Regions from separate parts of the Homo sapiens genome. Here all the other regions are linked to region 2. A link is a contact called in ENCODE Hi-C data. All regions are on one chromosome and are shown on one strand. The core of a region is the stretch at or near the end of the contact, and the rest is flanking DNA. Distances in the headings are between cores, read along the strand shown. Region 1 overlaps SEMA4D (semaphorin 4D). Region 2 has its middle 66 kb from the start of MIR4290HG. Region 3 overlaps SYK (spleen associated tyrosine kinase).

Region 1 (2,700 bases), core at 118-2,617, 690 kb after region 2:
CCCAGGTTCCTCTGATTGCAGAGCCCCTTGCTCTTGCTTCATCCCACTTGTCTTCTCTGTGTGCTGAAGAACACCAGGTCCCTGCTTAGGGAGTACGCCCAGAAGGCGAGGTCATGTCTGCAGGATGGAGGCCAGATGAAGGCGCTGCCAGTGGCTCTGTCCTTCTGCCATCAGCGACCACTAAATACCTGTTCGCAAGGCCTGGGCGTTGGAGCCCCACACTCTCCTGCACTAGAGGGGGTGCACCAGGAGAGGATGTGAAGGCCATGAGAGGGAAATGCTTCTCTCTCCTAATTAATTTCATTGCTTTTTGATGAACAGGCCATTGGATTCTTTTTACCTGTGCTGTCAGGAGTTGGGAGATATGAGTTAAAACAGCATGATGAGTAATTACATGAGAAGTGTGGGTTTGCATTTTTAAGCCAGGTAACTCATAACTGTGGGGTTGCACGCTGAGAAAGAAGAAACAAACCGTGTATGTGTAGGGTGAAGGCAACGCGGGGTTGGGGCCTGGGCAATTCACTAAGAAAGGAAGTGTGTTCCCACTCAGGAACCTTGGGGCTGGCAGCTGTTTTTGGAGGCTAGATATGAACCCCCAGCTGGGAGGCAGGACACAAGGATGCTGGTGTTCAGGTGGAGTTGTTGGAGGCAATTGAGATGAGAACCCAGACCTGCTGACATTTGTTGTTGGATGCCACAAAATTACCGTGAATATGATACGTGTCTTAAACCACAGGATGAGCAGTTCTGGGTCTTTATTAAAGTGACAAAGGCTTATTTCATTTCTAAAAAATAGAAGTTTTTCAGGTGTTTTTTTGTTTTTTTTGAGACGGAGTCTTTTTCTGTCACCCAGGTCAGAGTGCAATGGCGCGATCTTGGCTCACTCCAACCTCCACCTCCTGAGTTCAAGCGATTCTCCTGCCTCAGCCTCCCAAGTAGCTGGGATGACAGGTGCGCACCACCACACCCAGCTAATTTTTGTATTTTTTTTTGATAGAGACGGGGTTTTGCCTTGTTGGTCAAGCTGGTCTTGAACTCCTGACCTCAAGTGATCCACCCGCCTCGGCCTCCTAAAGTGTTGGGATTACAGGCGTGAGCCACAGTGCCTGGCCAGTTTTTTAGTTTTAAAATCCGTGATATTCACATTATTTACCTAAGCCTCTTATTTATGTATGAATCTCTGCCTTTGTTGCCTTCAACTGTTTTTTGGCACAGTCTCTGGGCGGCCACTGTCCCCTCTCCCTCCCGTGTGACAGGAAGGCCTCGTGGAAACAAGTGATGTGGCACTTTGCAGGTGCCCACAGTAGCGTGGACTTTCCCTCTTTGCTTGTCCAGCAGTTGTGCCCAAATGCTCAGCCCTGCCCCAGGAGTTTCAACAGGAAATGTCGGTGTCAGGTCCTGGGTGGATGTGGCCTTTTCCAGGATTCTCATAGCTGCTCATGTGAACCTACTTTTGCTTATAAAATTGGCCGTAAGAGCCATCCACTGCTGGAGGGAAGACCCCAGTATCAGTCTCTGGAAGCTCCACTACGGTGGGGCCTGATGAATCGTGATCGTTTCTGATCACTGCCCTCGCGGTTCATTTGCTAACCTCAGGTGCCTGCTCAGGGTTCAGAGGATGTGTCGGCCCCGAGGGGTGGGGGGACCGGATGTTGTGTGCCTGGATGGCCGTGTCTAAGGTTCTGCTTCCTGGGGAGGGGTGTACAGGGCGTCTGTAGAGGAGGGAGCCGTCCAGTGAGGGGCCTGGGTGGGAGGGACGGGGGCTCCTGTAGAGGAGGGAGAGCCGCCTCCTTCCCAGCTGGCTTCAAAAAAAGAGCCGTGATCATATAAGCTCTGAAAGCAAAAGGCAAACAAAAAAGAAACCCTCCTCACCACAGAATATGCTGGAGTCTGATTCCAAGGTTTAACAATTACGTGGCTCCTGTGTTAATAGAATCATGGAGGGATCAGCGTCGGCTCCTGAGCGTCTGCAGTCCTGCACGTGGCTCTGGTTTTGCGATTCTGATTCTCTTGATCTAATTGTTGGTGCTGCTACTGCACCCCACGATCCCTGTCTTGAGACTGATCTCCCACACTGCAAAGGAGTGACAGCCATGCTATGGAACCTTGCCACACCACGGTGGACACCGTTCTGTTTGGCTGAAAACCAGCCATCCAAAAATAAAGGAAGATGAACAGCTCTTTAGTGCTTGTAATTATGCCATATGTGTTTCTGCTTTTTCCTTCTTTGCCTCATGAAGATGAATTTTAAAGGATACATATCTGGAGCTAATAGACAATTAGATAGTACTTTTTTGGTTCACAGACTCTGCTAACTGGAATGGCTTATTGTGCAAGAAAGTACACCTGGTCGGGTCCTGGGGCTCATCTCTAGCACCAGGTAACGGGCTGGGCTGCCCTTCCCCTCTGTTCGTGGGTGGGTGGTTGCACAGCTCCTCCCTCCTGTCTGCCCCAGTGCTGTCTTCCCCAGCACATGCAAGCCAAGCTGATCCTGCGTCTAAGGAAGTCTAGAAGGTTTAAACTCACAATAATTTGTTTTCAGTGCCTTTCTAGGAGTGTTGCTGAGTTTAAGTGGATGCACAGTTTAAGGGCTTAAATAGCCTTGTTTCCCATTATTTTCACAGCAAAGATTTCTGAAGACGTCTTTCTAGAAATGACTGGAAAGTTTCAAGAGGCATAAGATACAGGTAAAACCACTTT
Region 2 (2,795 bases), core at 32-2,531:
ATGACAATTTTCTTGGATGTCTTCCCTCTCTAATAGCCATAGGACTCTATTTTCTTTCTGGCATTCAAGTTCCTTTGATGTGTCTAAATGCAGCCTGTTTCCTCCAACCAGCCTGTGTTTATGCTGGAAATACAGATCTGGGGGACATGGGGGTTGGGGCTGACATTTGCTGTGTCCAGGATCCTGGTCCCATATGCTGCAGTGTGAAGTTTTCACAAAGACAGTGGCTTCCCTAGATGGACTTCCTGCCTGAGCAAAAACGGGTCATCATCAATAACAACAATAAAAATCAGCAAAGTAGTCATATACACATAACAGTTTTCCTGAGTAGAAGATCAGTTGGAAGAAGGACAAGCAAAGACTCTCCTGGGAGTGGGTTTTTTATACACAAACCAACCAACCCAGAGTCCATGTTCCAAGGGCTGAGTCACTGCAGTAGGTTGTTGTAATTGTCCAGTGAGAGAGAGCGTAGCCTCTAGTGGAATGGCAGGCCTAGGAAAGAGAGGCAGGGAAACCAATGCCAAAGGGTTTAGGAGGTGTCTGCATGGAAGAGTGCAACTAGTGGGCACGTGGAAATGAGAACGACAAGGAGGAAGAGGAAGAAAGGATGATTACTAAAAGTCTTGCTTAATTAGGTAGTGCTGTTTCTAACCAAACTAGAGACTATGGAGAAAGAAGCAAGTTTAAAGAAATAAAAAAAAAATTAAGTTTTGGACGTAGGTATCTGTGTTAAAACCAAATGGTTATGTCTAGTAAGCTATCTGAATTATGAAATATGCATAAATATCCACACTTTGGCTGGAGATTAAATTTGGAAATATCCCATGGTAACTGAAATCCTGGCTGTGTACAAAGTCCCAGAGTCTGAAATGAGAAAAGAAGAAAGCAAAAGGTATTCACACTGACAGCTCTGTTGTCAAATGGAACTCTGTTATTACAGCTCCTTGGCTGAGTATAGAGATGTTCATGTTAACTGGAAAAAAAATAACATGTTAACTGGAAAAAATAAGTATGGTGTATCAGACTAGCCAGTGCTATCACGGAAATCTTTGTCATGTTGGTTGAGAATGAAGTTATTCTTACTTCAAGAGAAACAGAGGCCTGAGGAGCACTACTTTTAAATTTGTTTTCTAGGAGACCCATGCTATGTTGCTAATAAACAGTTTTGTTTTGACAGCTTCCATTTGCTATAAATATAGTTCCAAGGACAGTGTCCAATATTTCCTGATTCGAATCCAGCCTGAGCAGGTGTGTTCACTGCATGAGTCATGCCATTAGCTGCCAGGACTGTGACTTGGCCACAAAGGCACTTAACGGAATAAAAGCAAGCTGGGAAGAGAACAAGGCTTCTGGGATCACCGTTGCTTGGAATTTGGAGAGTCTCTGATAGGTTTGCTTCTTTCTTTTCATTACTGTTAAAAGCAATAGCACCAACCAGGGTTCCAAGGAGAATTTCTACATTAATAGATAAATATTTGATCAAACACAAGACCTTTCTTATTCCCTTTTTAATTCATAGTGTTACTGCATTTGCACTGATATGCTGCTCATGCTAGTTATGCCACTCAAAATACCCACTTTACCAAAAGTAGGTAACTTCCTCAGAGGAAGCTCTTTTTTTTTTTTTTTTTTTTTGAGACAGAGTCTTGCTCTGTCGCCCAGGCTGGAGTGCAGTGGCACGATCTCGGCTCACTGCAAGCTCCGCTTCCCAGGTTCACGTCATTCTCCTGCCTCAGCCTCCCGATTAGCTGGGACTACAGGCGCCTGCCACCACGCCTGGCTAATTTTTTGTATTTTTAGTAGAAATGGGTTTTTACCATGTTAGCCAGATGGTCTCGATCTCCTGACCTCGTGATCCGCCCACCTCGGCCTCCCAAAGTGCTGGGATTACAGGCATGAGCCACCACGCCTGGCTCAGAGGAAGCTCTTTAATGAAGAAGTAACATATTAAATATAACTACATTAAGAACCTTTCACTTTATTCTACATAAATATACTCACAATTTAATTAGTCATTGAAATGAGGAAGTCACATGCAATGCATTTCAGTTGAAGGTGTCTGTCTTAAAAGAGTGATGTAAGGGGGTCTTATAGTACCTTTATGGATGACAGCAGTGTCTGGGACTAAGGTCACAGAAGTGAAGATCTGAGCCCACGTTCAACAATCTTATAAATTACAAAGGAATGTTTAGACACAAAATCTAGACAGTGAAAACAGAGATGCTGCAGTAGCAGGCCTAGAAGAGAAGGAGGAATTTGCAGTCCTTTTTCAAATCACCTTTTCATAAATGAAAACAAACTCATACAACAACAAAATAGGGCATGCATTCTGATTCAGGATGCTGTTTTAAAGTTCTGTTCAGCAGTTTACATGGACTTTGATATCATAACACTCTGATTCAAGTGCTAAATATAAATAGGGTAAATATTTCTTGGCTTCCAGTGGGGTAATGGTAAACCCAAATTAGAGGCAGCACCACGGTAAAGAGCTATGTTGGATGAAATCCTGAACCACATTTGTGGGAAGGACACAGGGCTGGCCCAGTGAAGTCACTCTTCCAGTGAAACAGCAGAGCTAACATCATCCTTCCAGGAATCCTGCAAAAGAAGCCACCTGGGATGCAGTAAGATGACAGTAGCTTTCTGGAGCTAAGATGACAGACAGTTTTTTCTTTGGCCACAGGTTCTGATTACAAATCAGCAAGCAAATGTGTTCACACAGATGAAATAAGGGTATAGAAAAGGATGATGATTTGTCCCATTTATTCCAGCCCTTTTTACTGGCTTTTACAGTC
Region 3 (2,700 bases), core at 89-2,588, 750 kb before region 2:
AGCGTGTCGAACTTCTTTCCCTCGGGGATGGAGAGCTTCCCTGTCTTGTCTTTGTCGATGCGATAGTGCAGCACCTTCCCTTCGTGCAGCAGGCACAGGGCGTAGGAGCCGTTGTTGTCTCTGGCTCGGATCCTAGAAGAGAGGATGGAACTGCATCATCCCCAGGCCCGCCAGTCTCCAGGTGGGACCCTGGGAGGAAGCACCCTGGCCTGAATGGTCAGCAGCCGCTCTCTGGGGCCTGTCACCTGGCAAGGCAGCTGGAGGGCAGAGTTTGGAGCCTCAGGGTCAAGGGCTTTACCCAACCCAGGAAGGCCCAGTTTACCACTCAGGGATGATGCCAGTGGGCAAGCTTGCAACAAGGAAATGCTAGCAGGTTGGTGATGAATGGACCATGGCTAAGCTCTAGCAGGGCCCAGGAGCTCTGGGCAGTGGTCAGGAGAGCCTGGTGCTCAGTAGCAGTGACGCTTCTCAGGGTGATGAGCACAGGGGCACCACGGGCCCTGATTATCTGTGGAGCACTGTGGACTCACCTTTCTTCACCAGGGCCTGCATTTGGGTTAGATCCAAGATGGACAGCTCTACCACCTAGCTTGGAGTGTGGGTGGGGGTGTTTGGTGGGCATTTTAACCAGCCATCTTCTGGACCAGAGATGGAGGGTTATGGAAGCCTCCATCCCCCGGGCCTTCCTCAGTCCCTCCCATGCTCCCACTGCAGGAAAGGGAGGCAGGGCTGGACTTCCACTCTCCCACTGCAGGAAAGGGAGGCAGGGCTGGACTTCCACTCTCCCACTGCAGGAAAGGGAGGCAGGGCTGGACTTCCAAGCTCCCAATGCAGGAAAGGGAGGCAGGGCTGGACTTCAAACAGTTTCAAATGATGATATTGTCGGGTAACACCCCCAGGAGAAGAAAATGACATCCACTGTGGGGTGAAGAGACAGAGGTGAAACCAGAGCTGTGCTGGCCGTGCTGAGCAGCCAAGGCTCTGTCTTCATGGTAATGCTGGGCGACCCTCAGAACAACCCCCTGCCCTGGGTCCTGGTGAACAGAAACACAGGAGTCTGATGCCAGGCAGGGAACAACACCCCCACTGCAGTGCATGCCACGTAAGGCTTATGACTCATGGGGAGGTGAGAGATCCCCTGGAAGACCTGTGGGACTTGGGGAGTTCGAGGTCCCAGTGGAGGCTGAAAAGGCACGAAATGGGTGCGAATCCCCCAGTTTAGCTTCGTAGTCACACACACTGCCCCATTCTCCCCTCTCCACAGCTGCAGCCCTTTGGTTCATGAGATCTTAGGTTCTGAGGGTGAGTCATGAAGTCCCAGGAAGCCTCTTTGGCCCCTGCATTTTCTAAAATGAGGAAGCTGAGGTCCAAAATTGTTAAGCCACGTGCCCAAATGCACTGTACTTGGGGCAGAGTTCAAGTGTGCCCAACTGCCTTGGGACGTCTGGGTACTGGGGAAATTTCTGATGCCTCCTCCTGGTTGCAAGAAGTCAGATACACGACCACAGGGAGAGTTGAGATGGCCTTCAGAACTGGACATGGCCATGCTTTCCTGTCCCTTGCCATGGAGACTTATCTCAAAAAGCTAACCCAAGACTTGAAAGCTGAACGATGGCATGGGAGGAGTGAAATTCAGAATAAGTGTCTTTTCTAGCGGTGCTTGGCCATGCACAGCACCCCACAGCTCAGGGCAGCTGGCCAGGGTACAGGACACATATCTAGGTTCTCTGTGGCCTCAGCAGGTGGCTGTGCTGAAACCTCCCCACTGTGAGAACAACCTCTTCTTCCCAAACCAACCGAGTTGCCAGCGCCCAAGGTGTGAGCTCCCTTTTCACAGCCACATGGCCGACTACAGCCAGCAGTTGGTGACTGTTAAATACAACACAACACAACACAACAAAAAACCACATGGTAATCTTTTCATATAAAGAGAGAACTGAGTCTGTTTTATAGGGAAAGTATCTTATAAAGTGAGACTATTTATGTTTATTCTATACATATCAGTGGCTTATAGTTTGAGGGTATAGAGAGCTATCCAAATACTACAGCAGTAAGAGTGGATGCATATGCCTATAAAAGTTGGCCTTGAAAGAATGGTGACAATATGTCACTCCAAAGTATTTCCTATAATTTAATCTTTTACGTCTGTGACCTCAAGGTCATGGAGATAATACATGGGATCTGAACCAGGTGCAGTGGCACACATCTGTAATCCTAGCACTTTGGGAGGCCAAGGCAGGAGGATTACTTGAGCCCAGGAGGTGAAAGCTGCAGTGAGCCAAGACTGCACCATGGCACTCCAGCCTGGGCAACAGAGTGAGACGCCATCTCTCCAGAAAAAAAGATAGTAGTAATAAATGGGATCTGAACTCTGGTTTCTGAATCCATGTCCAATCTGCTGTACTCCATCTTACCCTATGTCTTGATTGACATTTTCTTGTTAAAAACTGAGACAGACAAGCACAGGTTTCCCTGAGAGATGATGCCATCAACCTCATTAGGCATCTGGCAAACATGAATGAAGACCCCAGGGAAGTACCATTCCACGCTCTTCAGACTGGTGGAAGTTAGAAAGATCATTCTAAGTGCTACTGAGAGTGGGGAGCAGCAAGGCCCCTCCTACGTTGCTTGTGGGAGCATAAATGGGCTCACCCACTTTGGAAAACAATTTGGAACAGTCTCCTGAAACTGAACTTATTC

The links. A loop is a pair of places that touch in the nucleus more often than their neighbours do. Pooled maps may share reads with other maps.
Region 1: a map of CD8-positive, alpha-beta T cell shows a loop between it and region 2 (4-fold over the local background). The contact joins two enhancer-like sites. A Hi-C loop is called at or near these places in 1 of 168 maps with a recorded cell type or tissue (CD8-positive, alpha-beta T cell), 1 of 37 single-sample maps with no recorded cell type and 6 of 50 pooled maps.
Region 3: a map of posterior vena cava shows a loop between it and region 2 (5-fold over the local background). The contact joins two enhancer-like sites. A Hi-C loop is called at or near these places in 1 of 168 maps with a recorded cell type or tissue (posterior vena cava) and 7 of 50 pooled maps.

The regions. Positions count from the first base shown.
Region 1 is chr9:89,418,043-89,420,742 of GRCh38, reverse strand. The region is part of intron 2 of SEMA4D (semaphorin 4D); the gene reads left to right. Among named protein-coding and RNA genes, the nearest start is that of SEMA4D, 79 kb to the left of the region's middle. RefSeq lists an enhancer at 4-153. Within about 2 kb of position 1,367, at least 7 of the 41 ENCODE cell types and tissues checked have a DNase peak (open chromatin) inside an H3K27ac peak, as active enhancers do.
Region 2 is chr9:90,105,702-90,108,496 of GRCh38, reverse strand. No RefSeq gene overlaps it. Among named protein-coding and RNA genes, the nearest start is that of MIR4290HG, 66 kb to the right of the region's middle. Within about 2 kb of position 1,281, at least 8 of the 41 ENCODE cell types and tissues checked have a DNase peak (open chromatin) inside an H3K27ac peak, as active enhancers do.
Region 3 is chr9:90,859,638-90,862,337 of GRCh38, reverse strand. SYK (spleen associated tyrosine kinase) reads right to left here. Exons shown (of 14, transcript NM_003177.7): 4 at 1-132. Among named protein-coding and RNA genes, the nearest start is that of SYK, 59 kb to the right of the region's middle. Within about 2 kb of position 1,338, at least 3 of the 41 ENCODE cell types and tissues checked have a DNase peak (open chromatin) inside an H3K27ac peak, as active enhancers do.